Regions from separate parts of the Homo sapiens genome. Here region 1 is linked to region 2. Evidence: read pairs that join two places in POLR2A ChIA-PET (ENCODE). Cell type or tissue: B cell. All regions are shown on one strand. Links, peaks and the distances in the headings refer to the core of each region. The heading gives the core; the rest is flanking DNA. Region 1 has its middle 54 kb from the start of ARHGAP18. Region 2 overlaps ARHGAP18 (Rho GTPase activating protein 18).

Region 1 (16,145 bases), core at 5,838-10,837, 77 kb after region 2:
GCGGATGTTTGCCCTCATGCACACACTCTTCCTTCTGCGCAAAAGGCATTTCAGGGTGATTCTACCTCTCCTTCTGAAATTTCCTGTCTTCTCATAGAGCAGATGCTCTCATTTGGCAACATGAACTGTGCACATCTCCATCATGCTTAGAGTTACAAGTTTCCTTATGGATTGAGAGACTTGTGTCTCATAAGCATCTTTACCTCTCATTAGGAGATACATACAATGTGCACCATGACAGGTGTCAGATGTCCTCCTACCCTGAATCTTTGCTTTCTGAATGAAAACCTGGGTGTCATTCGGTACTGTGAGATGGACAAGCCCACATCCACAACTTGCTTCAGATGTCACCCTCACCACACCCCTCCAGCCCCTGCACAAACCTATAGTAGGTCTGGCAAGGCCCACATCTAAACTGCACATGAAGGTACCAGGCTTACCATCAGGCTTTTCTACAACGCCTCTGTTTCCCTCCATTTGGAGGTAGATCCCATTGTGCTAAATCTGTGAGGAGGGCACCAGATGGCAACAAGCTGACACTTTATGCTGTAGCATAGTTCCTAAGACCAACCTTGACCTCATACTTTGGGAGTTTGTGAGCACAAGGTACACGAAGTATCATATCCCTTTGATGGGGAATGAGCCATTAGACAAATGGTAGCCCTGTTGCTATCATACTGGATCACCCTAGACTTGGATTATCATACTTCTTAGCCTGGCTATCCCCCCACCGTATCCTAAATTTCGCTTGAGATCATTTGAAATAGGCCTTTTTCTTGACAACTTTGACAAATCCCACCTTACCCCAAAGAAATCTATATCTAGGCACAGACCAGCGGGCCTTGTAGAGCTCTATGGGAAAAGACTGTCATTCAGGCACAGGCTCAGTAGTACCTAAGGTGCCTTTAAAATACAGATTCCTGAGCTCCAGTCTCAAGAAATTTTGATTCAGGAAGATTCAGGTGAGGCCTGAGAATCTATATTCTTCAAAAGTTCATTTACTACTGGCACTTCCACCCAACCATCACTCAACTCTCCACCTCATTATGTCTGAAGTATATTCATGTTAGGAGCTCATTGACCTAAACTGCACACCTATGAGCAATGCAGAAAGCTTCATCTTGTTCTCAGAATAAGGAAGGACCCATTCATTCATTCATTCATTTGTGCATTAGACATGCTAAAAATCTATAGCGAAATCAATAATAAAATACAGTTCCTTTGGGCAGGACTGACTACATAATTTATAGGGTACAGTGAAAAATAAAAATGTGAAGCCCCTTGTCCAATAACTTTTTTTTTTTTTTTTTTTTTAAGAGACAGAGTCTCACTCTGTTGCCCAAGCTGGAGTGCTGTGGCGTGATCTCAGTTCACTGCAACCTCTGCCTCCTGGGTTCAAGTGATTCTCTCACCTCAACCTCCCAAGTAGCTGGGATTACAGGCATGTCCCACCACATCCAGCTGATTTTTGTATTTTCAGTAGAGATGGGGTTTCACCATGTTGGGCAGGCTGGTCTCGAACTCCTGACCTCAGGTGATCCTCACACCTTAGCCTCCCAAAGTGCTGGGATTACAGGTGTGAGCAACTATGCCCAGGGAAATTAAGATGCCTTTTCCCCCATAAAATAGGGCTCAAGAAATATTAAGAATTTCAGGACAGCAACAGCAGAGCATTAAACCAAGCATGGGGCCCATCTGACCTTGGGCAAAGCATGTTCATTTTGAGAATCCACTTATCTAAACTACATTCCTAGGAGCAATAGAAAAGACAAGAAGTCCTTCATTTTGCTCTCAGAACAAGGAGATCTCTTAGAACTATGTCCATAATGCTGGCCCAGCCTGTGTAGGAAGAAGGAATCTAGAACATTCCCACCTGAGAAATGAAATTCCACTAGCAGGCAAAAAGTGATGAGCCAATAAAAAAAAAATTAATGATCATTAAGAAACAGTCTCCATCTCAATCAATTCTCCTAGTTGAACTAGAGTTTGTACTTCTAATGAGTATGCTTAAAATAACAACAACAGAATAATAAATTAGCATTCTCCATTACTTTGCGGTTTTCCCAGGTACAATAGCTTTCTAGAAGCTATAACAATAAATCCTTAGAAATAAAATTCCCTCTTTTTTGAGCTGACCAGGGGATATGCAGGTGATATCCATGAAAAGGAAAGAACAACAGGTCTTCATTTCTACTTAACTCACAATAGCTTCTAATATCCTTTCTAATCTTAATAATACGCAAAAGAAGTATGAAAAATTTCACTGAAGACAGCCAGGTTGAAACTCGAATTAATCCAAAGACACTTAATAAATGAGCTCTTTCATACTACAGAACATTATTCTTGTTAAGCCATTTGTCAAATTCATATGCCAACATTTCACATTAGTAATCATCGTGATTCTATAATACAGAATTATGTAGTTTAAGAAGTTGATGGCTATTTTGTTGTATGGATTTGGGGATCTATAAACCCAAGTCTTGGTATTTATTCCTATCCTTTTAAGATTAAAGAATTAAAAAAAATAAAGGATGCATGCCAAAAGCGTGACAGAAATGCTTGCTCTTCATAAACACAGTGCTTAACAGTTTTTTGTATGGATCATGATTGCTGAGGTTATTATATTAGCTGCCAAAGTGCCAAAGGCTTGGTTCTTCTACATTTACTGTTTCATTGTTGTTTTGCCTTATTTGTATTCAGACATAATACTTGGCTTCAGAACATTATAAATAGCAATCAACAAAATTAAAATGAGCACAGCCAGCATACAGTATGTTGAAACTGTGGTAGAGGGGAAACAAGTTCTCTAAACAAAAGCACACACAGAGTAATAAGGGCTTTATAATGTTTAAAAGGTACCTTACCCAGATATTAAGGGATGTTTTCTCCTTGCACACAGAATAGGAAGAGCCAGGAAAGATAACCTCCCTAGCGCCGCAGCCATTTCTAGACGGCACTTGTACATTTAAGTTTCTTGCTCTGACACCATGTAAGAGTAGCAAAATGTGAGGCCTTCACATGTGACTGTGCGGTCAAAAGAAAATCTCACTGACTTTCAAGGAAAAGTAGAAAAGGGAAGTATCAGGTATAGAATCACAATTTTACACACTGAAAACAAATTTACAAACGAATGCAGTACTTGTCAAATTTAATAAAGAAAAATAATTTTGCTGAATTGAACACTATACTTTTTGGACTATATACTTTTATTGCAGTCCACTGACAAATGTAATATCCATTCGATAACAAAATTCCAGTTTATAGATTTTCTGAATACTGATAATATAACAAAACCTGTGTCGAGTTGTTGTTTCGAACTTATCAAAACATCTCATACATACCTTAACCAGCAAAGCCTATATGATAGTTCTATAAACCATGACAGGGAAGTATCTTCAGAATCATTCTTTTAAAAATACATTCAAGTCCTGGGACTTCCAAAGTGGTGAGCCTGGGGTAAGGGCCAAGCATGGTCTTAAAATAATTTTAAAACTCTCTGGGTGATTCTGAAACACAGCTAAGGCTCAGAACACTGTTGCAGACAAATGGTTCTCAAAGTGTGGTCCCTAGACCAGACACGTCTGGGAACATGTTCCAAATGCAACTTTTGCAGCTCTTCCCACACATACTAAATTAGAAACTCACTGTGGAGAAGGAGGAGTTTAACAAGCCCTCCATGGAATTCTGATTCAACTTTGAGAATCGCTGTTTAGAGATGAGTTAGGTCAAAATCATCTGTCTTATAATTACTAAAACAAAGCTACCAGAACTTCAGATTTTCTTAGATAGTTTCTATATTCATCATACAAATCAAAATCAATCTTAGACATTTACTACTCCATATAAGGGCCTAACAGCTGCTACTTTGGAAATGTTTCTACAGGCAATCACTTTTAGGATCTTAGCCTCCAGCTCTTTCTCGGGGTTAGAGCAGAGGTCAGCAAACTTTTTCTGTTAGGGTTAGATAGAAAATGTCTTCAGCTTTGCAGACCACACGGTCTCTGCCACAAACAAGTGTCATATACAATACATATGTGAATGGGTGTGGCTATGTTCCAATAAAACTTTATTTACAAAAGCAGGTGTCCGGCCAGATTTGGCCCAAGGGCTGTAGTTCTTAGAAACTCCTGGATTTAAGAAATGATGATAGACTCATCGGGAATGCAAAACAAAACACAACATACCACTCCTCACCCATGAAGGCACACTCTTCTATGAGCACAAAACTTATCCAATCTGGAAGGACAGACTTCCTTCCAGATGAAGGACAGACTAAGGGAAAGGAGAGAAGGAGAAAGTGGTTCATTTACTCACTTATCCACATGGTGAACATTAAGTGCACACTAATGTTTGGAACCAAACACCAAAGCCCTACCCTCACAGACCCAAGTTTAATGGAAGAAAAATATAGATTGGAGATGAATAAAAAAAAACAATGCTTTAATATTGATCAAATTGTTCTGAGAGTGTAGGGTTGATTGACAAGATCTGAAGTAGCCATGAAACAGGTCACATTAGGCCTGGATCTTCAGGAATGAAGAGGATGATGCCTCTTGGAAAAAAGGGAGAAAAGTATTCCATGGGGAGACACCAAGTGCAGAGGCACAAAGCTCAGGATTAATACATTCAAGGAACAAAGAGAAGATCAACATAGCTGGACTACAGGTGACAATGGTGAGAGAGGGGAGTCATAGGCAAATTGGAAAATAGGGAAATTGGAACATAGGCAAATCGGGATGTACCTTGTCTAAGAAGTCTGAAGTTTATGTGGATATGCAGTATTGTAAAAGCTGGAGACTGTCATAATCAAAACCTGTAGGAAAAAACACCCAATAGATCATTCTGGCTGTAGCATAAAGGACCAGATAGAGCACTGTAACTTCCTACAATATTAATTGACCAAATATAGGTCAACCTAAATAACAGAGAGAGGCTCTCTAAAAAAAGAAAGATATTTTAGAATGGAGCATTGCAACAGGAATACACTGCCATGGTAAACCATGTTTATATTCAGGGAGGTAAAGAAAGACAAAGTTTTAAAAGAAAGAATGAGGATTACATAATTGCTTTGACATAATTATCCTTGGCTACAAAGATCAATAACAAGGGTGATGCCAGTCTAAGTTTGAACTGGCAGTTGCTGGGCAGATGTCCTTGCAGAGGTATTTTTTGTAGAAGGTTTTAATGGCCTTTGTGCAAACTTGTGATTTCTTTGGTCTTTTGTAACTTTTTTTTTTAAATCAGGCATACAAGCATGAGAACCTTCCCTTCACAGCCTTCTGCAATGCTTAACAGACCCAGTGAAAGATAGAAGTTGATTGAACCAAAGTAGCGACTGGTAGAATGGATGAGAGGAAAAGTTTTACAAGGCTTTTCTGAACTTGCATAGACATACTTTCCTACTGGATGGAAGAGAAAGAGCTAAAAAAGATTCTCCTTGATCATTTGGGAGACTTTAGAAAAGGTCAGCCTTAACTGAGACAGGAAATACAGCAGGAGGAGCAAGCTTGGATTACAAATATAAACCCTATTCTGTTATCAGTATGCTGAATTTCAGATGTCTGGGGACAGATAAAGAAGTGGTCTTAAATGTTTATTTCATAAAGTAACTTGCATGAAATCACTCTAAAAGCTTGGAAATAGAATGCAAACCCTACTAGTATTTTTAATAATCAAGTTATTACACACCTATTAAATGGAACGTATTTGAAACCAGAGTAAGAGGTCAAATGAATACATTCTTAGAGAGTTATAAGGAGACTACTGCAAGATTTCTCCCTTCTATGTTTTAAGTAGCCCCTGTCTGGGGGCCTGGAGGAAGCCCACTTTCTCCTTTACTGATAAGTACTTCTGGAAAGATGAAGACCTATGAGCAAAACAACAACAACAAAAAATTTGGTCCTCTCAGCCTTTGGACCTCTTTTGGTCTACTCCAAGTCAGAGTGGTCCTCCCAAGTTCAGCCTCTTCCTAGTCTATCTCTAGTGAAAAGACGCCAATGTCATGAGAGTACTAATACCCATGTCTCTGCTAAAGCAGGATAGTGAACAAGCACAACTTATATAGAAGGTCAAAGGGGAAAATTCAGCCTTCCTAACTGCAAGGAATGTAGTGCTAACAATTTAGGTTGTGAAAGGAGTTGGTTAATTGAGAAAAACAGACACCACATATCACAGAGCCCAGCATCTGGCGTGCAGTAAAATATTCAATAAATAAATGAAGTGACTCTGTGGCACATACACTCACTTTCTCATCCAGTCTTAGAGCAGACATTTTCCAGTTTATTTAAGCCAGAAGAGATGTTTTGTCAGAATAAACCAGTTTCTCGGAAAATGACAACACTGGTGTCAAAAAGGGTTCACAGGACAGGTACCAAAAATATTACCTGTAAGTTCGGGTGCTAAGACTATAGAATACTTCATTCCTTTTGAAGACAGATCCCTGTATTTTCTAAGTTTTCTGTAGGATACCAAAAATATTACAGCAATTAAGTTTGGGTGGAGGGGTTATGATTTCATTTCTTTGGGGACATGTCTGTGTATTTTCTAGGTTTTCTACAATGAAAGTACATTATGTTTGTAATTAAAAATAAAACATAATTTAGAGAAGGAGGTCTATGTGCTGGCTTCCACCTCCACTACTACCTCCTTAGTGCAAGTTACCAATGTCTCCTGTCTACAGCAATGACCTCTTTCCTGATCTCCCAGCTTTCCCTGTTGACATTCTCCACATAGCAGCCATAGTGCTCCTTTAAAATGCATCCTCCAGTGGCTTCCACTGCACTTTAAAAATTCAGTCTCTATAGCCCTTGCCTATCTTTTTAAACTTATCTCCTTCCTCCCCATCTCCCCCACACCCTAGTCCCTACCTCACTCCCACCCCCATACTCCATTCCTGCCATTACCCCCCCCCCACACACACCCCCTCCGGTCTGACCACACTACTATATATCCATTGCTAGAGCAAACCAAGCAACCAGAAACATGTCCCCAGACTTCAGCTCCATTCCAGGTTCAAATCATACATCATTTCCTCAGAGAGGGCTTCCCTCAGTGCCCTACCAGAGGTCACACTCTATACTATTTCTTTGTCTGCTCTTCATAGCACTAAGAAATGCAAATATACAGATTCCAACTGGACTTTCACATTTGATAAGGTGTCTGCCATGGCCCTCACTTAACCTCCATTGCTGAGCTACTTGGCAGAAACAATATCACAGAGAAACAATACAAGGCTCTGCCTCAAACTTCAATATGTGTCTGTGTTCTCAAATTGTATTCCTAGCAGTGACAATCTGAAAGTCACTGGCTGGGCTAGAAGCTAACTATACCCTTGAAGATGACACAGAATCCCTGGAACTTGGGGCATGAATATATCAATCCTAGAACTAATTTCATTTTTCTGGCATCTTGCCTAGACTACACATAGTTAATGTTTGAGTATTTCCAGTTCTCTGTAGGTACAATTATCTTTTCATTAAATTGCTAAAACCAAAGCTAGGAATCATTTAAGTAATGGAAAATTCCTTTATTACATCAAAACCAATCAGTGATTAGCACTAGGACTGAAACCTATCATGCTATACAAATATAGCTGAATAGCTATTTTTAGACTGTTATAAATTTGATGGAGGGAATAACTGAGAAAGTTCTCTATTTGATGGTGATGATGATGATGATAATGATGATTATTTAGAGACAGGGTCTTGCTCTGTCATCGAGGCTGGAGTGCAATGGCAAGATCATAGCTCACTGCGGCTTGGAACTCCTGGGCTCCAGGGATCCTCCCGCCTCAGCCTCCTAAGTAGCTAGTACTACAGGCATGTGCCATCACATTGGGCTAATTTTTTAAATTTTTTGTAGATGGGATCTATATAGCCCAGGATGGTATCAAACTCCTGGCCTCAAGCCATCCTCCCAGCTTGGTCTCCCAAGTAGCTGAGACTACAGGTGTGAGCCGTCACACCCTATAGTGATGAACCCTATAGTTCATCAATACACTGAATATCTATATTTATGTTATTTTGTTATAGTAGGTATAATTTATAGGAAAAATAATATATAACTTTTATAGTAAGATAAAAACATTTCTGATCATGTAGCCATCTACTGAATGTTCTTGGGATATATGCTGGTCCCAGTTTTGAGAATAAACAAGCTATATAGCTGAACTATGTTCAGATCCTAAGCACTAGCTGAGTCCATCTCTAAAATAGTAGTAGAGAAATAAAGAGGCACACAAAAGTTCTTAATGAAGCAAAAGGCAGGGAAAACACATTAGAACAGAAGTTCTAGGACTATTTGATTGTTAAAAGGGAATTCATTATATTTCAACCATGTGCTTCACAGACTAACTGCCTCTAAGGGAGCTTATAAAATCTCAGTTATTTTCTAACTGATATGGAAGAGACATGGAGGGTGGATAGTGGGGTCTGGGACAGATTAGGGACACAATATGCGATGGCCCCACCACAATTCTCACCCCTTAAAATGGGAAATATAATGACTTGCCCTGGAATAGTTTTACTCCTCATTGTGTCACAGTTGGGTGACAGAGGAAAGAGGGAGAGAAAGGAACAGAAAGTCTCTCTCATATTCAGATGCAGAAATCACTTTTTCCTGTTTTCTTCTTATGACTGATCATTACGGCACTACTCTGGGTCACTGCTGAGTGTGGTACTCAGCATTAGAACACATTTTATGTCTAACTAGAATAGGAATGATCATCGCTGGTTGGGGACTTACCATCTCAGACAATGAGACCAGCACAGACAAGGGAATGGAAGACAGGTTTTCCTCAGTAAAATCCTGGGGCTTTGAGAGCTTCTGAGATGGGCACTTCTTACGTTAATTTCACTAAGGGACACCTGGGTGGGACCTGAGTGGCTAGCAGCATGAACAGGCAAAGATCAGAGGTCAAACTATTAACACCAGAGAACTCAGACAGCTTTTGTCTTCCCATAAGTCCACTGAGGGCTCAGGAAGTGGAGTGCTACTAATCATGCTGGGGTGTTGACACACAAAAAAGGAAGAAATGGGTTTCTCCAAGCTTCTGGGTAAGTAATCAGACTTCAAAGAACTTCATCCCTTTTGTAGAACAAAGCTTGTTGACTGTATGTGGGTTCTAGTCCCTACAGAACAAACTAGAAATAGGAATTTCTAGCCCTATACAAGCTTGACCCCTCACCCTTTCTTACTAGGGGATGTGTCCTCAGGTTTGTCCCCTTCTAGCTTTGTTAGAATTTCCTGACTGGTTCCAATCATCTTTAACTCTTTTCAGGGCTAAGACGCACCTCCCTTGCCTTATGTACCTGCCTGAATTTCATATATCAGGCACACCTTCATAGACCTGTGCAGATCTGCCACGGCAAGCTACGGAAATCAGCAAGTACATCAGCGAAGGCTTGGATTACCAGTTATAAGGCAAATTTTGAACATATTTTACAGTTTGTCTATAAAGATACTGTCACTCATTCATGGTTAAATGGGCCTGCCAGGGTATGCGTCACAAATACTAAATTATGTTTAAAAGAAGGCTTTAAAAGCAATCAACTATCCAGAAATTCCAACTTTTTTTTCCAGTGAAGTATTCACCACTCAACAAGTATTTCCTTGTCTTTTTTCTTCCTCTGCATCACTGAAAGATTTTTATTCTTTTTATTTTTGTTTTGATAAGGAAAAATCCTTTGATGCCTCAGAGAAAGAATACAGTTATTATTTTAAATGAGTTGTTTTTAGTAAGTGTATATTTGAGCATGAAACAAGTCTAATACCAAACTAGGAAAAAGACATTTTTCTGCCCCATTTGATTATAGTTGCTAAATGTTAGACAATACTTGTAGACCTACTACTATCTTATTAACTTGGGATTTACTTGGAAAAGTGCTTTCTCTTAAAACTGCTAAATCTGTGAGGATGGCAAATTAATAGCAATGGAAATTGTAGCTATGATTACATGACATTTTGGACAGGTTTTCTTTGGTGGCACAGAGTTAGATATGTTTATGCAGCTGCTCTTGGCTTCAGTTCCTACAGACCCCTCTTTTGCTTTTTTTCTTTTATATGAGGAGCCATATGAAGATGTTGACTTTCCACAATTTCTATCAAAAATGTTATTTTGCAAACACAAAACTACACTTTGAAAATGTTTCTTTACTTTTAAACCAATGCCTGATTGGAGAAGCCATCCTTTTCAGCACCCAAAAATGACGAGTACTAATTTTAAATTTTTGTTTAAACTTGTGTCTCCTATTTATTCCAAGAGTAAACCCTGAACACGTTTGGGGTTGTGTTGTTTTTTCTTAACAAATAACCAGATAATCATAGTGCGACTATTTCCTCTACTCAGTGTAAGTTCAACGCTGACCAAGGTTGATGTGAATGTCAAGATTAGTTTTTCTCTCTTGGCTGTAACTGAAATCACAATCATCTCGAAAAGGCTATTATGATTATCAGTTTACCTACAAGCATAATGTACCTTTTACAAGAATATCCCAGGAATTATTTTTTAAAAGAGAAAAGAAAGTACCCCTAACCTCATCTTGCAAATGGAGACTTAAATGTTAGGCTCAAGGCAAAATTCTACCAAGTAAATTTTAGAGGCAAGACAGACAGGTTAGTAAGAACACTAATGCTTGTCTTTAACCCCAACCTGAAAAGATTTTTTAAAAATCACACAAAAAGTCCTCTTCCCCAGTCTTCCTTAAGAACAAACTAGTAGAGTGAGGGCAAGGCTAGTTTAAAGACCTTTCCCAGCTGTATATTTCAAAGCTGATATGCGTTGCAAAGAGAAAAGCATGCAAAGATGCTCTCCTTACCGGAGGTGAAAGCATTGTGCCAGCTCTGTCACTACTATAACCATCTTCCGCAAGTGGAGAGCAGGGAACGCCAGGGTCCCAAGAAGTGACGAAAAGCGATAATTAGATCTCCTGCAAGAATCTTCCCTAAGCACTTTCTTCCGTGACACACCTACTTTGTGGCATCTACGCGCTCTTCACGGCTAACCACAATCCTGTCATTTCGGCTTATTCATCCAGCAGCTGCCGGAAGGACCGGGCTGAAGCGTGGCCACGAGGAGGGGGATACCCGTGCGAGCGCTGAGCCGGCAGAGCGGCTGCAGCCCACGGGCTCCTCGGACCCCCGCTGCTGCGCCGCTGCAGCTGACCGTGCGAAAGCCGCATGTTATTGGGTAGAGATCAGCTTTCCAGGAACAGGCATCAGCTGTGCACGAGCCCGGCAGCATCTCGAGACAAGTGCTAGCCGGTGTTGGTGCAAACCAAAGCTTGCTATGTGCTCAGAAAGCGGCCCCAGCTACTGAGCATGCTCGGCTTCTTCCCAGCTGCTGTTATCAGAGCCCCTTAACTGTTGACTTCTGTTGATTTGAGAAAGGGAGAATGAAGGAGTGGGCACGAGGGTGCGATTCGGTGAAGGAAATACCTTAAATTTGGAAATGATCTCTTCCGTATCCCCGCGCCCCTTCCCCACCGCAAAAATAAAATTTAAAAAACAGAGTAAGGATACACTGCTCTGCACTTAGGAAATTTTTTATTGATAGGATGATAGAGATGTTTGAAACCTACCAGCAGCTTTTAGTCTTTAGCTTTCTCCCTGCCCAATTAAGTTGCCTCCGGGATCAAGCTTGTGGTGTAAACTGCGAAAGGGTTTAATCCTAACAGATCACTGTTCCTCGAGGATTAAGTACAGAATTGCCTTGTGTTTGAAGATCTAGGCAATGTGCCACAAATTAATTATCTCTGTACCATCATAATCTGCCTCCTACTAGACAACAACTTTCTTAAATATTTTATAAAGTAATTGTGCTAGTTTTGAAATGGAAATGTTAACCTATATTATAACATACATCTTAAAATTTAAGTCTTCCAGATGGTAAGCAAAATGCAAGCAAAGAATGCCTGGCTGATTCATGACTGTAAACATAAATCTTTTCTTGGGGGCTTGGTGGACGGCCAGTACTCCATAAATGTTCCCGTGACGATGAATTGGTGAACTGATGGGTTAGATCATCTGTTAGTGGCGCTTACAGGAAAGCTGAAGTTCTTGAATTTGCTATGGACCCCTATACTAACTCTTGACCTTCTCAGCTATTTTGGGCTGGTCAATTATTTGAAGATAGAAATACACTATACATTAGGTGTGCAATACGTAAGCAAATGGCTTTTAGGTGCTATTTACATTTTATTATTTTTCTTATGCCTCCTTTTCTTCTTTTTTCGGCCCCCTAAAATGCTACTTTCCAAGTTGAGCCTCATTCAGAGCACGCCGTCTCAGCTACTACTGAAACCAGCAACATTAACTCTCCATGGTTTGCAGATAACAAAATTATTTCATTTTGAAAAACTTTTAGCCAGTCATCTCTGCCAAGTATGTGGAGGGTTAATCTGAGAGGCTTTCACAGCTGAAAGCTGGGCCTGTGAGAGCCCACACAGGACACAGGTGAGGGGAAGTCAGGTATTGAATCCCTAGCAGGTGTCTGGCCTGGCCCATGAATCCAGTTCCTTGGGGCAGGAAAGTCCTCTCTTTCTTCCCTTTTTCTCTGCCCCATCCTGTGGCTCTTTTATTTGTTTTTTTTGAGATAGGGCCTTGCTCCGTTGCCCAGGCTGGAGTGCAGTGGCACAAACACAGCTGAGACAAGTGCTAGCTGGTGCAGTGTCAACCTCCCGGGCTCAAGCAATCTTCCTACCTCTGCCTCCCAAGTAGCTGGGACTACAGGCACACACCACTATTCTGGGCTGATTTTTTTTTTTTTTTTTTGTAAAGATGGAGTCTCACCATATTGCCCAGGCTGATCTCAAACTCTTGGGCTCAAGCGATCCTCTCTCCTTGACCTCCCAAAGCACTGGGATTACAGGTGTGAACCATTTATACCTAGCCTTCTTTCTGTCCTTTTAGGACTCAAGTGCTACCTGAGTACATCCTGACTCCAGAGCAGGCCCACTCTGGCTCCCCTTCTCTGTAGCTTTTCAGTGATACTTTCTTCATTGTCTTTAGTTGAATCATACCCCACCATACCAGCAGCTTTGAATTTCTTAAGGGTAGAGACAATGCTGGTTTTTTGGATCTCTATGTATAATTGTACATATATAATTACAATTATAATTGTATAATTGTATACATCTGTGCAGTTACTGGTTTTCACATGTTGTCAATATTACATGGAGACACAGGAGGAAGTCCTTCTATTGTAATGACCACTTAGAAAATGGACAGAGTTAGTCTAGGGACATTTCTTAAAGGAAGTGATTGCAGGAGGAGAAAGAACCTTCTCAGTATAACCAAATCAAAGATTTCATAACTGGAAAGGAAGATGCAGACCTGCTAAGAGCAGATAACTAAGGTGGGGCTGTTTTATAGGTTTTAATCCCTACTTCTCTGTCCCGAACAAAAATAGAAACAGAAGTGGGGAGACACAACTGCTCCTGCTATGGGCCCCATGGACTCATTCAAATTCATAGCAGAGATTCCTTATTCCATCTACCTCATTTACCATCTGCCATTTTTTTCTTGCTATTTATTATATTGCAATGAACCTGGTTCTGAAGGGTTGCCCAAGGTGTTCTAATCACCAAAGCCAAGAATTTCTCAGTTTTGATGACAAAAATCATAATTATCACTTATTTGCACCTTATTCTCTGCCAAGCACCACTAAAATCTTTACAACTATCACATTTAATTACCACATGAAGCATTTTTAGCAGCATTTATCACAATCTTACATTTTGAATTTATAGTATACAATAATGTGTTTGCTAACATCCAAACCATACAGGCACACAAACAATAATTGGTAATGGATAAGGACAGAGAATATTATCTTTAGCTGCTGATGAAACCAAGGCTTTGAGAGCCCAAGGTAAGATAGCTAATAGGTGGAGCACGATATGAATTCCATCCTGTTTGGTGCCAAAGTTCAACAGTCCTTAACCAGTCTAAATTATAGCCTTGCTCCACAAGAGTAACTTTTCCAAGAAAATATGGCTAAAGTTGAAGGCAGGGGCCAATTCCAAGTTGACTTGATATCACTGGGGCTCAGAAACCAATACTTCAAAATATAGCACTTCAACATGCTGAACCGAAAGAGCCTCAAGGTCTGACCTTTCCCACCCCACCTCTAACCATCTCTCCCAAAGCACAGGATGGATCTGAAGTTCCTTTATCTGTTTAACATCCAGATCCATCAAGGAGAATAGTGGGTTTTTTTTATTTCCACCTCCCCACCCACTGCCCGCGTAAGACCAAAACTGTAAACACACCTGAACAGACCCATCGCAAGATAATGTCTGCCTCCTAAGATCATTCCGATTCCAAAGTGAACTATTTACAGGTTAATTTCTGTCCTCAGAGTCATTCATTCTCCCTCTGATACAGTTTGGCTCTGTGTCCTCATCCAAATCTCATCTTGAATTATAATCCCCATGTGTCGAGGGAGGGAAGTGATTGGATCATGGGGGCTGTTTTCTTTCCCCCATGCTTTCTCGTGATAGTGAGTTCTCACAAGATCTGATGGTTTTATAAGCGTCTGGCATTTTCCCTGCTTGCACTTCTCTCTCCTGCCACCATGTAAAGAAGACCCTTGCTTCTCCTTCATCTTCCACCATGATTGTAAGTTTCCTAAGGCCACCCCAGCCATGTGGAACTGAGAGTCAATTAAGCCTCTTTTCTTTATAAATTACCCAGTCTCAGGGAGTACCTTTATAGCAGTGTCAGAACTAATACACTCTAGTAATCCTATTGCCTCTTAACAGAATTCCTCTTCATCCTGTTCCCATAACCAATTTTGTCAGGGTGGTATATAAGCTTTGAAACCCATTGGATAGTATGTAATCAAGCTGTGGTTCTCCTGTGTACATGTTAATAAATTCTGGATGCCTCTTCTCCAACTAATCTGCCTTCCTTTAGTTGATTTTTTTTTTTTTTTTAGTGAACCTTCATGGGCAAAGGGTCTGTTTTCTCTTGGCCCCTACAATGCCAAACCTGGGCTTAAACTCTGCTATTCTGTCCCACTCCTCTACAAAATTCTTTCCTCTTTTGAATTCCTTGACGTCACACTTTTCTAATTCTATGCCTTTCTTGTTTTTCCAAAAAAGTTAAGGTTTCCTTCCCATTCATTCATTCATCTCATTGTTGCTACTTGTAACAATAGTTATCACTTCTTGTGACTTCTGCATTTCTGTCTAACCAGTCACCCTGTTTTAATTTCTTACTCTTCAATCCTTCTTCCAAAAAAACCCCAAAGTCTCCTAAAATTTCATTTACCATTACAATTGAGAAATAAAAATAAAATTCTAAGTCATCCAGCTGACTTAATGGACCCCCCCTCTTGGCCAAGGGGACCCCAAAGAAACCTTGAAAACTGAGTTTCCAGCCATGATGGGATGGGAGGTCAGACACCTTGTTATATCCCCTCCCTCACTAACTGCCATTAGGCTTTCATCCCTAAGGGTGAAAAAGAAGCCAGCCCTCTCAAAAGACTCTACCACTGATATCAGCCAAATGCCTGGAGCTGCCCTTTGTGGTTTCCACAAAACAACAGACTAGCATGTCTTCCTGATAAGAGACAACCATCTATAGAGTGGTCTGGCCAGTCTACAGAGGATGCACGATGAGGGTTTTGATGTTCTCTGCTTCACCTTTTGACATCAGAGGGCCAGAAACTCTACGCTCGGATCACGCTAATGCTGCCATTTTTTGTAGATGGGACCCATGAAGAGGCATGAAGCTCAACTGGATATGCACATTCTTCTCCTTTCATAAGTATTCGTGACTCCTATGGTTTATTGAATATATTTATATTGAATATATTTGCTCACCCCACCCAGCATAAACTCCTTTTCCCTTTGCCCCTCCCTCAAGTATTTGTCTCCAGCTCCTGACCAGAGGCTACACTTCCCAGCCTGTCAGAATGGCCACCTGCAGGCTACAGCCCTTTATGAAAACTAAAGCTCTCCTTTCTAAATTTACAAACCTCATCATTCTTCAGCTGACACAGTGGACATTGTTGATTGTCTTGAGAGAGTTGGCTTTTCTTCTAATAGATCCCAAATTAAGAGTCTTTATCTGTTCATATCCCCAAACAGTCCATTTGCTCCTGGAAAAGTTCACTAGTCTGATTCTCATTGATCTAATAGCAA
Region 2 (14,562 bases), core at 6,901-11,900:
AGAATCACCTGGGAGCTTCACCAAAAACAAACAAACAAAAAATACGTATGCCTGTGACTCATGCAGGGATTGAGATTAATTTATCTGGAGTGTGATCTGAGCTTTGTAGTATTAAATTTTTCTAAATTTAAAACTTCAAATATAGACATAAGATTTACATGTATTCATTAACCCATTGTAAAAATTTCTAAGTGCTTAAATTTTTCAAAATAAAAAGTTGAGGAAACAATATTAACCATCTTGCTCATGTGATCATCTTAGACAAGATACTATCTTAGGTACAAAATTCAGCATATCACAAACAGAAAACTACTTTCAGATGATAGGAAATGTTTAGGAATTCACTAAGTAGCTTAATAAACTGTAGAATAAACTCTTTTGGCTTCAATGCTTATTTTTTAATGTTTTTAAAAGTTGAAGTCCAGTGCCTTACTTACATTATTCTGAATATCAATTGTCTCTATAGAATACTGTAGGCATAGGATCCATTTGGGTTTTATCTCTACTGACCCTAAAAACACACTTTAAAGTACATTTTAAAATAAATCCTTACTATTCATCTGATTTGTCCTAATTTGCCACTTTCTCTTAAGAGATACAACAAAAATGTTCCAATTAATATTGATTCTTCAATCAGTCTAAACTAGTGCCATCTGTCATCTGGACAGTTATTATTCATAGCAAAACTGTAGTTATTATTCATTATTTATCTATCACCAACTTGATATTTTTCCCTGGCAAGAACATAAAAAGAATAGGGAGAAACATAGCCGGAAAAGCAGATTGGAGTCCTGATTTCTAAAATGTTCATACTTAAGCATGTACTCATTTGGAAAATATTTATTGAGAACCTACTACATGCCAAGTAATGTGGATACAATTATACACAAGCCAAACACGATCCCAGATTTATAGTTATGTTGGGAATACAGACAAACACACATGACACGATTAGAGGGCTGCTTTTGGAAAGTTAATCTGACCATCAGAATTCAACTAAGCCTGGCTTGTAGTAAAAGCTGATATTACATGTAAGTAAACAACAGGGTGTTCTTTCATGAAAATTAAGTTTGGTGGTAGGGTCCTCCTGAACAAGTTGCTTTCCATTTCGTTTTTATTTCTCTTCCCTCCTGCATTGGTTTCATGTGGCTGCTATAACAAATTACCAAAATTTGGTGGCTTAAAACAAATGAAATCTATTCTCTAAAAGTCTGGAGACTAGAAATTTAAAAGCAGGATCACTGGGCTGAAATCCTGGTGTCAGCAAGGCAGCACTCCCTCCGAAGCCTCTAGGGATCCAGTCCTTGCCTCTTCCAGTGTCTATCTGGCAGTACCAGCATTTCCTTGCCGTGGCCACATGACTTCAATCTCCGCCTCCATCTTTACATGCTTCTCCTCTGCATATCAAATCTCCCTCTGCCACCTAAAAGGATACTTGTAATTGCATTTAGGACCCAACTGGATAATCCAGGATAATTTCCCATCTCAAGATCTTAACTTAATCACATCTGCAAAGACCCTTTTTCCAAATAAGTTCACATTCACAACTTCTGTGAATTAGGACCTTTTTAAAAATTTTTGGAAGCCACTATCAGACAATCATACCTACACAGAAAGCCTAAGAATGAAAAAGGGTAATAAGAAAAAAAATACAAATTTACTAAGCCAGAGCATTTACAGTTCTGCTCCAAACATATCTGAAGAGTTTTTCTGCTTCTGAATAGGTCCCCAAAAGCAAGGTTCTCTACTCCTAAGTTATTTAAGGCGTTTAAGGTGAGAATTTAATTAAATTATACTGGGAAGTACCATACAAATTAAAACTAATATTATACCTCTTTTCTCCCCCTCTCCTTCCTCCTCAATAATAACCTCAAATTTCCTTTCGAACAGCTCCTGTAACTTTTACTGACCCATTTCAGAACTCTGGCTTGACACTGCACTGTATTAATCCTGGGAGAAAGAGCCCAAGAAAGCTCAGCAAGCAGCCCCCTACACAGGGCCAGTTCTCAGGAGCCTTTAGGATCAGAGGTAAATCTGGGCAAGGCCGAAGCCTGGTCTGGTGGTACCCTGGAGCCAGATCGTTTCCAGAACTGGAAGAGTAACATGGCATTCATCCAGGGGACATGCTCCTTATAGTTGCTTTTCCTTAACTGAAAAAGGAATTCTTGGCTAGAGAGCCTAAAAGCCTAAAGGCAAAATTATATGGATAACCCAGAGAGTATGTATGGACCTCAGGGCTCCAAGGAAAACAGTGAGGAGGCATTATGACTTTGTACTTCAGCAATGACAGCAGTGGAGGATGGGCCAAATCTCTGCCTTCCCGATAAACCCTTTGAGTAGAACTGTAACACAGCCCACCATAATCCTGACTCGCCTCCTTCTCTAGTTTCCTGGACATGGAGAATTGCTGCCATTCTAGAATCCACTTGCCAAGATCCTTAATCAGAAGTTTTTTTTGCTGTTGTTGTTGTTTTTTGAGACGAAGTCTTACTCTGTTGCCCAAGCTGGAGTGCAGTAGCACAATCGCGGCTCACTGTAACCTCCACCTCCCGAGTTCAAGTGATTCTCCTGCCTCAGCCTCCTGAGTAGCTGGGACTACAGGCACGCACTGCCATGTCCAGCTAATTTTTGTATTTTTGGTAGAGACAGGGTTTTACTATGTTGGCCAGGCTCGTCTTGAACTCCTAACCTCGTGATCCGCCTGCCTCGGCCTCCCAAAGTGCTGGGATTACAGGCGTGAGCCACCGCGCCCAGCTAGAAGTATTTCTTAACATTGTTAATACTTAACAGTGTCCTCCAAAAAAGAAAACATCCTGAGGTAGAAAACCTACATATAAATCAATAATTCAATGACTGCTTGTATATAAGCCCCATCTACTTTCTTCTCTCTCCAGATCTGAATTAGTATACAAATTCAATCTTCAGCCTCTTAAGCAAGAATAAAAATACCACATCATATACTATGATGCCATTACAAATATATTCCCATTTTATTTGAGCTATTAACTTTTTTTTGCTTGTATAAACAGAATAAATAATTCATTTCATGGCTTAAAACATAGCAACATGAAGGCAAATGCAAAATAAATAGCAAATCAAAATCCGTGAAATACTAGACAAGGGTTGTCTGATGTAGGGTAAGCACTGTGAGACAGTCCAAAGACAACACATTGCATTTCACTTTGTTTTCAAAGAACATGGTGACCAAGTTCACAGGTTAGGCAATCCATTATCCCTTCTTCTTCATTTATTGGCTTGCCTTCACCTAGCAGAAGTTTCAGGCAGCTACACAAAAAGTCTATTGTTTCCTCTCTGCTGTATCTCATCAAGTAATGTCCTTTCACTCCAGTGAAAAGCCTATACTCTTACTGAGCTCATCTTAGCTTATTAAATTTATAATTTAACAACTGTGCCAACACACTGTAATTACAGAATCATTATGTGGTTTTTACATACAATTATTTTTTAAAGGAAGGCTCACTGGAGATTCAGTTTATGAAAGCAGATATTACGTCAATCCCCTTCATACATACTGAAGAAAAGCTCCTTCACCTCCTACTACCCACCCTAACCCCCGGTTTTGGCTAAACCAAGGAAAGGACAATATTGGTGTCTGTTAAGTATGAAGACATGCCAGGGTCACAGAAGAAATAACTCCAGCTTTGGAACATAAAACAACCCACGCCTTTCTCTTTGCCAAGCCAGAATCCTGACATGACCACTTCTGAAGCCCCCTTGCCTCATTTCCCCGTGTTCTGAGGCTAGCTTCCCTCTCTGGCAGACCCCCAGAACAATACATGAGGTCTTACAGGCAAGTAGTCCTACAGATCCAAGAGGAATCAAAGCATAGCTGTCACCCACACAGGATGCAAATGGCATCTCCTCATGGACAACTGGGTGCCATTATCTGTAGATGGTTACTGAAACACAGACTTCTGACATTAGTGTTAGTCGAATTCTAAAGTTTGATCTGGTAAAAATAAACTAAAACCCTAGAGACACAAAGCAACATTCTTATGTCCCAAAGCATCATCACATAATTAGCAAACATTTATTGACTGTCCACAGCCTGCCTGGCATTAACTAGATGTTGAGATTCAGGAATAAAGAAAACAACATGTTTAATGCCTTGATGAGTTTATAGTCTAAGATGGATAGAGTAACTGGACACACAGCTGAGAATAAACAAGGGACTGAACAATAAAACACAATAAGAATTTTTTTGAGAAAACTGCACACATAATGCATTTTAATCAAGGTAAACCATATAATACATTTTAATCAAAAGACATAGCTTGATAATATTACTATATTCTATTGATTGTTCTATTTCTTTCTTTCTCGTTCTGTTTCTCCTTTCTGTTTTTACCACCATGGTTATTCACAGACTTATATACTTCAGGAAAAAAAAAGTGAGAAATGTGTTTTGTTTTTTCTTTTTTTTTTTTTGTTTTTTTTTTTGTTTTTTTTGAGACGGAGTCTCGCTGTGTCACCCAGGCTGGACTGCAGTGGCGTGATCTCGGCTCACTGCAAGCTCCACCTCCCAGGTTCACACCATTCTCCTGCCTCAGCCTCCCGAGTAGCTGGGACTACAGGCACTCGCCACCACGCCCGGCTAACTTTTTGTATTTTTAGTAGAGACCGGGTTTCACCATGTTAGCCAGGATGGTCTCGATATCCTGACCTCGTGATCTGCCCAATTCAGCCTCCCAAAGTGCTGGGATTACAGGCGTGAGCCACCACGCCCGGCCTTGTTTTTTCTTTTAATTTGAGGTGGAAGGAACCAGCACAGGGTTGTTGGTTTTTTTATCTGCCAAGTACGGGCTTTTTTTCCCGTAGAAATGAAAAACTATATCTACTTGCATTAGCTTCATTTCATTAAAACATTGATCACACGTTAATAATTTGTGATCAAATTCATTTACGTATAAACAACCAATATCAGATCCTTTCATATTTTGATTAGCAGTATGAATTACAGAGCGGAATGATAACAAGTCAGAGAAGAAAAAAGCCCTGATGAGTCAAAAATGTAATGGAAAATAGAGGTTGGAGATGGCAAAATCTTTCCTTATTTCACAATTTTCTCTGGGGCCAGCCCAATTTACCTTTCACAACAATGCAATAACAAAGCAGCAAGGTGTATCTCTGCCTTGCACAAAGTGGATATGGTGAATGAGAACACCATCAAGAATCATAAAATGATGTGGGCATACCTGGAAAGTAACGTGGAGGTGTAACCACGGCGGGGGGGAGTTCTGCTAAGAAAGGAAAGGTGAGAAAACACTTGGGAGAAAATGGCTTTTGAAAATGTGAATTGAAAAGAGAAGGAGCTCAAAGCCAAGAAACTGACACTGACAGCGCGAGATGATTGAAGTGCAGATTAGGATTGAGTTGGGGCGTTGAAAAATAAAGTACAGATCTGAAAAATCTTGGAGAGAAAAAAATAACAAAGCTTAGTAAGAGCTCCTTGAGCAGGCCTGGGGAGAGAGATGTCAGTGATGACTCAGATGTCAGGAGTGGCAAGGCAGGCCAGCTGCAGGACTGCCAGTGACAGGAGGAAGTAGGAGAGGAAATGATGCATGCGATAGCTAAGAAACACTATAAATGGCTACATATCTGTGGTTTCTCCAGCAAAAATGCATGTGCAAAACGTTCTGTATTCAGTACCCTAGTTAAAATATAACTGTGGGGAGAGCAACAGATTAACTACACAAACTGTTGCTTTAAGATAGCATGCCTAGGAATGTGCATGGGAAAAAAATACTGAGGCAAAATAAAATTCAATTGTGGTTAGCTCTAGAGTAGTATTATATTAATAATATAAGTGACTTTTGCCTCCTCTTTTGTGCTGCTATTTTTCTAAATTTTCTCTATTGAGAATGTTGTCTTGTAGGGCAAAGTTTTGAAAGTTCCTAAGTGAACATGTTAGAATGCTGTGTGTTAGTTTGTAAATTTCATGGAAACACATACACACCAGAACGCATCCACCAACATTAGGTGTCATGGAGCCTGCGGCACACAGAGGGTCCTCCAAAACAGCATTAATATATCCGTAGAAGTCCATGGGAATCATCGTAGTTGGCCATCTGGTGACTTTCACGTGTTTAGCATATAATCAGAAGTACACAGATTGACCATACTTTACCCAAATCATGAAAGCCAAGAAATTTGTCTAATAAATAAATTACTTAACCCGAAGCCTAATACTACCCCAAGGAATTTTTCAGTAAGATCTGTGAAATGCCCTCTAGAATCAGAGAAGATATCAGCACTAAGATATTTGAGTATTAAATACAGTGTTTCATGATCCTAGAAAAGTGGAATGGGTACTTCCAAAGTAAACTGGGCAAATCCAATATGCAAGGTCACTGAAATAGAGAAACGTCATTACTGCTTTCTCAGACTCCGGCGGTGGACACTGGACACAGCGTAGTAATTAACAGGACAGCCTCTGGAACCAGGCTGCCAGGGTTTCAAAGCAGCTCCACCACATTCCTAGCATGTCACCTTGAGCAAGTTTTCTTCACTTTTGGGCCTCGGTTTCCCCAACTATAAAATAGAGACCATAACTATACCTACTCTCATAGAATCATGAAATATAGGGCTGGGCACAGTGGCTCACATGTGTAATCCCAGTACTTTGGGAGACCGAGGTGGGCGGATCAATTGAGGTCAAGAGTTCAAGACCAGCCTGGCCAACATGGTAAAAACTCATCTCTACTAAAAATGCAAAAATTAGCCAGGCATGGTGGCAGGCACCTGTAATCCCAGCTACTTGGGAGGCTGAGCTAGGAGAATCACTTAAACCTGGGAGCCAGGGGTTGCAGTGAGCTGAGATCACACCACTGCACTCCACCCTGGGCCAACAGAGCAAGACTCCGTCTAAAAAAAAAAAATTGTGAAATATAAATGAGTCAATATTCAAATATAGGATATTATAAAGCACACAATACCAGGCAAATTGAAGGTACTGTATAAAGGTTATTGTTACATATTTTTCATTAAAAAGAGATGTCAAAAAAGCCCAGCCTTCTCAAAAATTCTATTCAGACTTAAATGCAACCATTAAATGTGCTGATCACGGTGATCACTTGATAGTTTTTTCCATATTCAAAAATACAAGGCAGCTTTTTTTTTTCCTCTCCCACTTCCTCTTATTTTCCCCTCTGATCTACACACAAAAATGAATTTAGTTAATACTTGAGTTCCCAGAAGTGAGAAGTCCAGATGGTTTTCTCCCTACTCAAGCCCTCCTCTAGGAAACGAAGAAGTCTTTTTGCAACAACCCTGCCTGTATGTTGGCAACAACTTTCAAAATCAAAAGCAAGTTGACCCCACTGTAAAAGAAAAATGCTTCTTCAGCCCTTACATTGCCGGGGGCGGGCGGAGGGGCAGAAAAATCAGAAAAGAAAAGGAAAAGTCTGTGCTAAAGGAAAATTAAATAAATTTGGGTTTTTGCAAAAGACCCTAACACCGAGCTCTCCCGTGATGCAGCACAGCTTCTCGGAACCCAACTCTTACTATTTCCTCGGATCCCCTCTCTGGATAAAGGTTCTTTTCCCAGCAGGGCCGTTCATTTGCATGGTAAGTACCAACATAGTGTAAAATATGAACTCCCACGCTCCCAAACCCTCCTACCATGGCTGCCCTGTGTTCCTCAGCCACTTTCTCCTTTGCACTGTCCCCTACAGGCTGGGCTGCTCATCTCCTAGTGAGCTTGCCTTCCCAGCCATTCCCATAAGACTCTCTGCACATTCTACAAGTGATGTTCAGGGAGCATCTGAAAGCTTACCTCACCTCCAAATCTCACCAATCAGAGGAGCCTCCAGCCTACCACTCCACCAGTAAGATATGAGGATAGAGGTTCCCTGCGCAGGTAAGCTGGCAAAGACCAGACGCTTACCCAGAGCTGCCTTGGCTCCTCACAGGGCACCGACTTCTTCAAAGTTCAGTCTCTTCCCTAGGATACTGAGAAAGCCACCCACCTGGATATTCCAGAGAAATATGGGCTGAACTTCCAGAATCCTCAGATTTGCAACTATAGAAGTGTTTAAGTGTTACAAGTTATAAGTTATATGGATTTGTCTTTCTCCAGATTGATATATTTTTCAGGAGTCAGGGGAGTCATCCCGTCATCTTTCACTGAATTCCCTCCCTAATAAAACCTTTTTTTTTTTTTTTTTTTGAGATGGAGTCTCGCTCTCGTGGCCCAGGCCGGTGTGCAATGGCGCGATCTCGGATCACTGCAACCTCCACCTCCTAGGTTCAAGCGATCCTCCTGCCTCAGCCTCCGGAGTAGTTGGGATTACAGGCACCGGCCACCACACCTGGCTAATTTTTTTTTCTTTTTTTTTTCTTTTTTTTTTTTTTTTTTGTATTTTTGTAGAGACGAGGTTTCACCATGTTGGCCAGGCTAGTCTCAAACTCCTAACCTCAGGTTATTCACACAACTCAGCCTCCGAAAGCTCTGGGATTACAGGCGTGAGTCACTGCGCCTGGCCATAAAACCATTCTTTGCAAGCACAGTTTCATCCCTTTGAGATGACAGTTGGCTACAGATGTTGAACAGGTATGCAGGGACCAGTTTCTATGCACCCCACCTTTAGGACTTGCAACTCTAGTTCACGGGTCTCAGAGAAGTTGTAAGTTACCAGTTTCCAACATTCCAAATTACTGCAAATGCCAGAAACTACAAATGTTTGGAAATGCCAAGAGTCTGAGGATCTACTGACACAGCATATAGCTGAAACCTCACCCACATAGTGTTAAGAAAGCGTTTCCTGCCTGTCTGGGGCTGACAAACCACAACAACCCTTTTCTTCTTCCTCAGGCACCAAGCAGGACTCATCAGGACACCTGGGCTCAGGCTCAAACCCTATCAAAGCAGGGCTGTACTGAGGACGCACCTTCATTCTCTTCCCAGAACAAGTGAAGGAAATAGGAGAGGATCTTTGCTCTAGGAAAGCAGGCTTCAGACAGGAAGTGGCAACAATTCATACAAGGTGCCATTCTTTCCTCTAACCCACACCTTAACCTGTGTTGACCATCTCCCTCTCTCATCACAATATCTCTAGATTCTTCCACATACTTATTGAAAACTATGTTCATGACACGACAGAGGAGGTAACTGTCTCAGATAGCATAAGAAGTTCAATAGTAACCAAACATTTTTTTTTAAGTTATTTCCAGTGGGCCTGTGTGCTTTAGCTCACTTAAATCTTCACAACACCACTGAGGCACAGAGATGTTTTGTAACTCACCCACGGTCAGTTAACCAATAAGGGTAGATCTGAGATACAAAACCATGCCATCTCGTCATCGAGAGCTCCCTCTTCCCACTACAGTGTCAATCCATCAGAACAGTTCCAGTTCAGTAGACCCAGTGATCCATGATGGAGCAATTGGGTATTCTGAAGAGTGGGCAGTTCACAAGCAGACATGGATGAAAAGAAATCCCAATTCTTCAGTCAAGATTGACCTTTAAGACTTTCCACAAAGTGGCCTCAACCTCTCGTTCCAGTCTTTTCTTCTCCTCCCCAAGAGCCACGTCAGCATCCTTACATATCAGCTCCCTTCCAAACTTCTCTCTCTTCAGAATGTATTTACCTTTTTCCCCTAAAACCCAATCCTATCCAACTGCTCCAGCAAGATGAAACCTGAAACTTTCTCTGATCTTCTTAGTTGGATGTAAGACGTCATTCTTCTGTAAACACCTATAGCAAGGTTTAAAAATGATGTAACATTATAATAATTATAACTTCCAGTCCTGTAACACAGATATGACAGTGCTTATCATCCTTAGTAGAAAACATGGGATAGTACATAAAGCACCTGTTAACAAACTCCAAGGAGTTACCACAGCACAGTTTTTAAAAAACACGTCTTATCAGCTGGGTGCCGTGGCTCATGCCTGTAGTCCCAGCACTTTGGGAGGCCGAGGCGGGTGGATCACCTGAGGTCAGGAGTTCAAGACCAGCCTGACCAACATGGTGAAATTCTGTCTCTACTAAAAGTACAAAATTAGCCAAGCATGGTGGCACATGCCTGTAATCCCAGCTACTTGGGAGGCTTAGGCAGGAGAATCACTTGAACCCAAGAGGCAGAGGTTGCAGTGAGCCGAGATCGCACCATTGCCCTCCAGCCTGGGCAACAAGAATGAAACTCCAAGTCAAAAAAAAAAAATATGCCTTATCATTGGTAGCTACTACACTGGCTAATGAAATCCAAATATAGCTGCTACCAGTGACAATGATTCCATATTTTGGAGATTCAATAGACTGATGCTAAGAGCACTGCATCTAACTATTGTCTAATATAAAAACTTCTATTTTCTTCCTGTCTCCTTGAGAATCTCAATGTCACAGAGCCAACAAGAGGCAAATTCTAAGTAATTCTTTAGCATGCAAAACGTATGTGCTATTACTCTTCTTTGTCTGGAATTTATTAAACAAGCAGAATCAAGGGAGCAAATCTGAAATTTCTGGAGGAATAAATGGGTGCTGCCACTAATGATCATCTCTGAGGCCTTGTCAGGCATTTGGGAACAAACTTACCAGTCTCCAGCCTGAAAGACACCAAGGAGAAACCTGACAGCTGAGAAGCTCTGATTTCCCTCTCACATGAGGATAAGAGAAACCAGCATGTATTATTTTTTTGGTTGCTTGGATGGTTTTGTTTTTTGTCTTTTTTGAGACTAAGTCTCACTCTGTCACCCAAGCTAGAGTGCAGTAGCGTGATCTCGGCTCACTGCAATCTCTGCCTCCCGGGTCAAGCAACTCTCCTGCCTCCACCTCCAGAGTAGCTTGGATTATGGGCATGCACCTTCATGAACGGCTAATTTTTGTATTTTTGGTAGAGACAGGGTTTCACCATGTTGGCCAAGCTGGTCTCCAACTCCTAGCCTCAAATGATCTGCCCACCTCAGCCTCCCAAAGTGCTGAAATGGGCATGTATTGTTTTTTAACTACCCCAAGAAGGAGAAACAGGCATACATTGCTGTGAATTTGAAAACTTCACCAGAGTACTTTCCTCAAGAATACAGGAATAAGAATCCACTTAAACATTATAGGTTCGCATTAAAATGCCCTTTCAGCATAATTGCAGGAATCCTTGTGAGTGTGTAAGCAGAATACATATATATTGACACCTTTCTGTTCCTCTATTTCATCACTCAGAAAAGGCACGCATTTGCTTTTCACAGAAACCTGGAAAACAGCATTCCTGGAAAAACGATTCTTTGTGTACCTCCCACACTCCTGGCATCCAGCCTTCAAATTTCCATTCTGAATTCCAAAACTACAAAGAGGTTTGGCCATGTAAGTAAACTTGTCATCTAATTTCTAAAGAAGGCTGATTCATTTTTAAGTAATTACATCTATTTAAATTATGAGTCTTATGTTAATCTTATGTTAATAAGCAGACATATAAGCACTTTGGCCAAACAGTCCGTTTATAATGTTTTATTCATTACAAAATCAACATAAATGTTCTGCCCATGTAAACGTGTGTGTGTGTGTGTGTGTATGTGGTGTGTGTGTAATGATTTGTATGGAAACTGTAAGTAAAAATGCACCAACAATGTATTCATAATACTTATATTATCTTCACATACATGCAGTGCCTAAAGTGTAACCGTTCACAAAAATGAATAAAACCACTGCTGAACTAAATATATGTTTATCAGAGAGAAACCTACAAATGCTATGCTTAAGATAGTGACAATTAATATCTGATGTGGCTTAAACAAAAGTGGTAGATTATTACCCTCATCTCAAGTCATCAATTATTACATACAACATATAACTTCTCCAAATGCAAAATGATTCATGTTGCAAATACAATAAAACATAACAATTCAGAGACTAAAGAGAGTTGATTGTCTACATTACTCACAAGTACAATTTTAGAATCTATAGATAAGGTTCATTTTCAAACAAATAATATTTCATTTACTTTTTCCCAATATGTAATGCAAATAAAATATTAAATACTATAAATATTCACTTTGAAGATATTCAGGATTAGAGGATACATATCAATAATACAGCATATATAGATTTCTAGCATTTCATATTCCTCCCCGTGAAAAGAAAAACATTTCATACTATAATTTCACCAGCTTAATAACGTATGTCACAATCTAGAAGATTCATGTGAGACCAAATAAATTTTATATGCTTTCACAATTTCAAATATTCACAATATTTCACAACATCTGAATAAAGCAAAATTTATATGCTTTCAAAGATTTTCTTAAAATCTTTGAAATTGAAAATTCATTTCAATGCTATCATTACTTATTCAATACAAACTACCTTTGAATTGTATTTTTTAAATGCTACTCGAATGCAAAATCACCCCATAACAATTGTTTTGCATCTCAATAATTTATATATTGGGCTCAATATAAGCTGATCCTTTGAGTAATACAATGCATGTAATATTATTGCACAAAATCCTCACAATTCAACTGGTTATTCAATCATTAATTTAGTCCACTAATACAAATGAGATGGGGAAGAAGCAGGTAGTATGTTTATGGGGGAAGGAAGGAAGTGAATGACCCCCAAACAGTCACCTCCAACATAAACACACACTTTCCCTAACCTTATGCCTTGATAAAGACTACACAGACTTTGGCCCCAGTTCTCACCAGCATGGGGCCCTTAGAAGCCTAGAGAACTCCACTTACAGAAAAAGAAAACTAGTACTCGGGGGTGGGAAAATATTGAATCATGCAGAAATGCTTTAGCATCTCCATGGAAAGATCTATCTTAATCTAAAAAGAATTCTGTGCACTTTAACATTTTGCTGAGTAAGCAGTTTTTTCCTAATAAAATTCACTTCCAATCATTTCTTCAAGATGCTTAGATTATTACGATTTCAGGTAGAAATTTGAAGAGTGGCTCTCTCTAAGCGTTAAAACTTACTGGCCAAGGGTTCACAGAACAAAGTTTTGTAAGTGACATTCTGTATTCGAGCGCTATCAATTAAAATTTTTTAAAAGTATACCTAAACAAGTGCTTCTCGGGCCACCTAACCAGGAAGCATAATCTCGGAGGTGTGAACTACCCAACAATGGCAATAAACAAAAGGTCTCTGGCTGATACTACATTCACATAATTGTGGAAGTCCTCACCCACCCACTGCCCAATCTGTTTTCTGGTTCCCAAAAGGCTTCTGAGGGGCAACATCTACTCCTCCCTGCAGCCATGTGCTCCAGGAAGTGCTATGTCCATGCATCTGACATCCCCGTTCCTGCTCAGCCCACACTGGCTTCTCCAGTCCTTGGCTGTTCTTGCAAGCCACCTCCATTGCCAGGAGTGCCTCAGGCAGTATCCTCTCAGGGGCCACCTGGGCTTGGCCTGGGGCTTCCTCAGCACTGACACAGCCAGCACCTCTGCAAAGTGACAGAGGAGGAGCAACTGCCCTTTCCTTCCATAATTGTTCTCCTCTTCCAGGCCCCTGCCCATTTTTCTGTTCCTGGCCCTGAAACCCAAAGACCCCCTCTTTCTTTGAATGACAACCTCTGGGCCTACTGGCCTAAGTCAAAGGCTGGGCAGCCTGGGCATTTCTGTGGATTTTGTTTTCAGTATCTTGTGAAATGTTTTACTCTTTACAAAATGCATGCTTCCTTCCTTTCCTCTCCTCAAAGGCAGGCTGTCCAGGGAGTTAAGCTCGCCTGAGCAGACCCTTTTCTCAAGAATATTCCATCATGCCTGGGTCCCCAGTAACACAGAGTTCATTCATATTTTCCTTCCCTCTCCTTGTCCTCCCTGCACTAGGTTGGCTGACTTTGGAAGATCCCTCCATACAAACCATTTGCCTGGGTACGGAGAAATGATATCATGTCAAGGTGGTTAAACAGGCACAGAATTTTAGGGGATAAATATGAAAGCATACAGACAAAAACATACAGACATCACCCACAGAACTCTACAGGGAAAAGGCAGCATGGGATGGCATCCTAGGAAAGCAGCAACAGTTTGAGTGGACACAGAATTCTATTTTTGCCAAGATTTGTAATTTGTGGCAGCAGGACATTTATGGGAACATGTCATACAGGGACACCTTGGCCTGGAAATCATCTATTTATAAAACAGGTCTAGGTTTAGGACCAAGAATAAGGCAATCCCCGTACCTTTGGCTTCCTGAGAACTTTCAAATTACTTCGCCTAAAAATGGAGAAGCTCCTCAAAGAGCTGCAGTGAGTTGATCACTTGGCTAATATTTATAAACCAAGAAAATCCACATGCTATGAAAAAGATCCATGACTAAAAGATTATTACAAGTATATTCTCTCCCACCAGCCAGCCCTCATTCATCACCTTCTCAAATATCCAGTAATTTAATCAAAGGCACTTTTGAACCACCAAATAGGTCATTTTATTTTAGAACCTTTGGGTCTGTGGTAGGCCAAGACTTTAATGTCCTTCTGTCCCCCTGAAATATATAAATGGCTTTACTACATGAAAAAGAGCTGTTCATCGGTAACTGTGAGAACTCCAAGCTGTTTCACACCCAAAGAGAATTGTCACTTGGATTTCAGTGGAAAGTTCT

What was found. Peaks named below come from ENCODE experiments on the same cell type or tissue, not always from the same donor. Only the 100,000 strongest peaks of a DNase experiment are listed, where the experiment ranks them.
Region 1: POLR2A ChIA-PET joins it to region 2 with 10 read pairs; 9 of 35 experiments call an interaction of 5 or more read pairs at or near these places.

The regions. Positions count from the first base shown.
Region 1 is chr6:129,756,314-129,772,458 of GRCh38, forward strand. It overlaps the pseudogene RPL5P21. Among named protein-coding and RNA genes, the nearest start is that of ARHGAP18, 54 kb to the left of the region's middle. RefSeq lists an enhancer at 12,372-12,541. In B cell, for the core only: no CTCF peak of the experiment used is centred there; no DNase peak of the experiment used is centred there; H3K4me3 peaks cover 471 bases; H3K27me3 peaks cover 1,794 bases.
Region 2 is chr6:129,678,620-129,693,181 of GRCh38, forward strand. All of the region lies in intron 1 of ARHGAP18 (Rho GTPase activating protein 18), which reads right to left. Among named protein-coding and RNA genes, the nearest start is that of ARHGAP18, 24 kb to the right of the region's middle. RefSeq lists an enhancer at 5,425-5,719. In B cell, for the core only: no CTCF peak of the experiment used is centred there; a DNase peak (open chromatin) is centred at 8,812; H3K4me3 peaks cover 275 bases.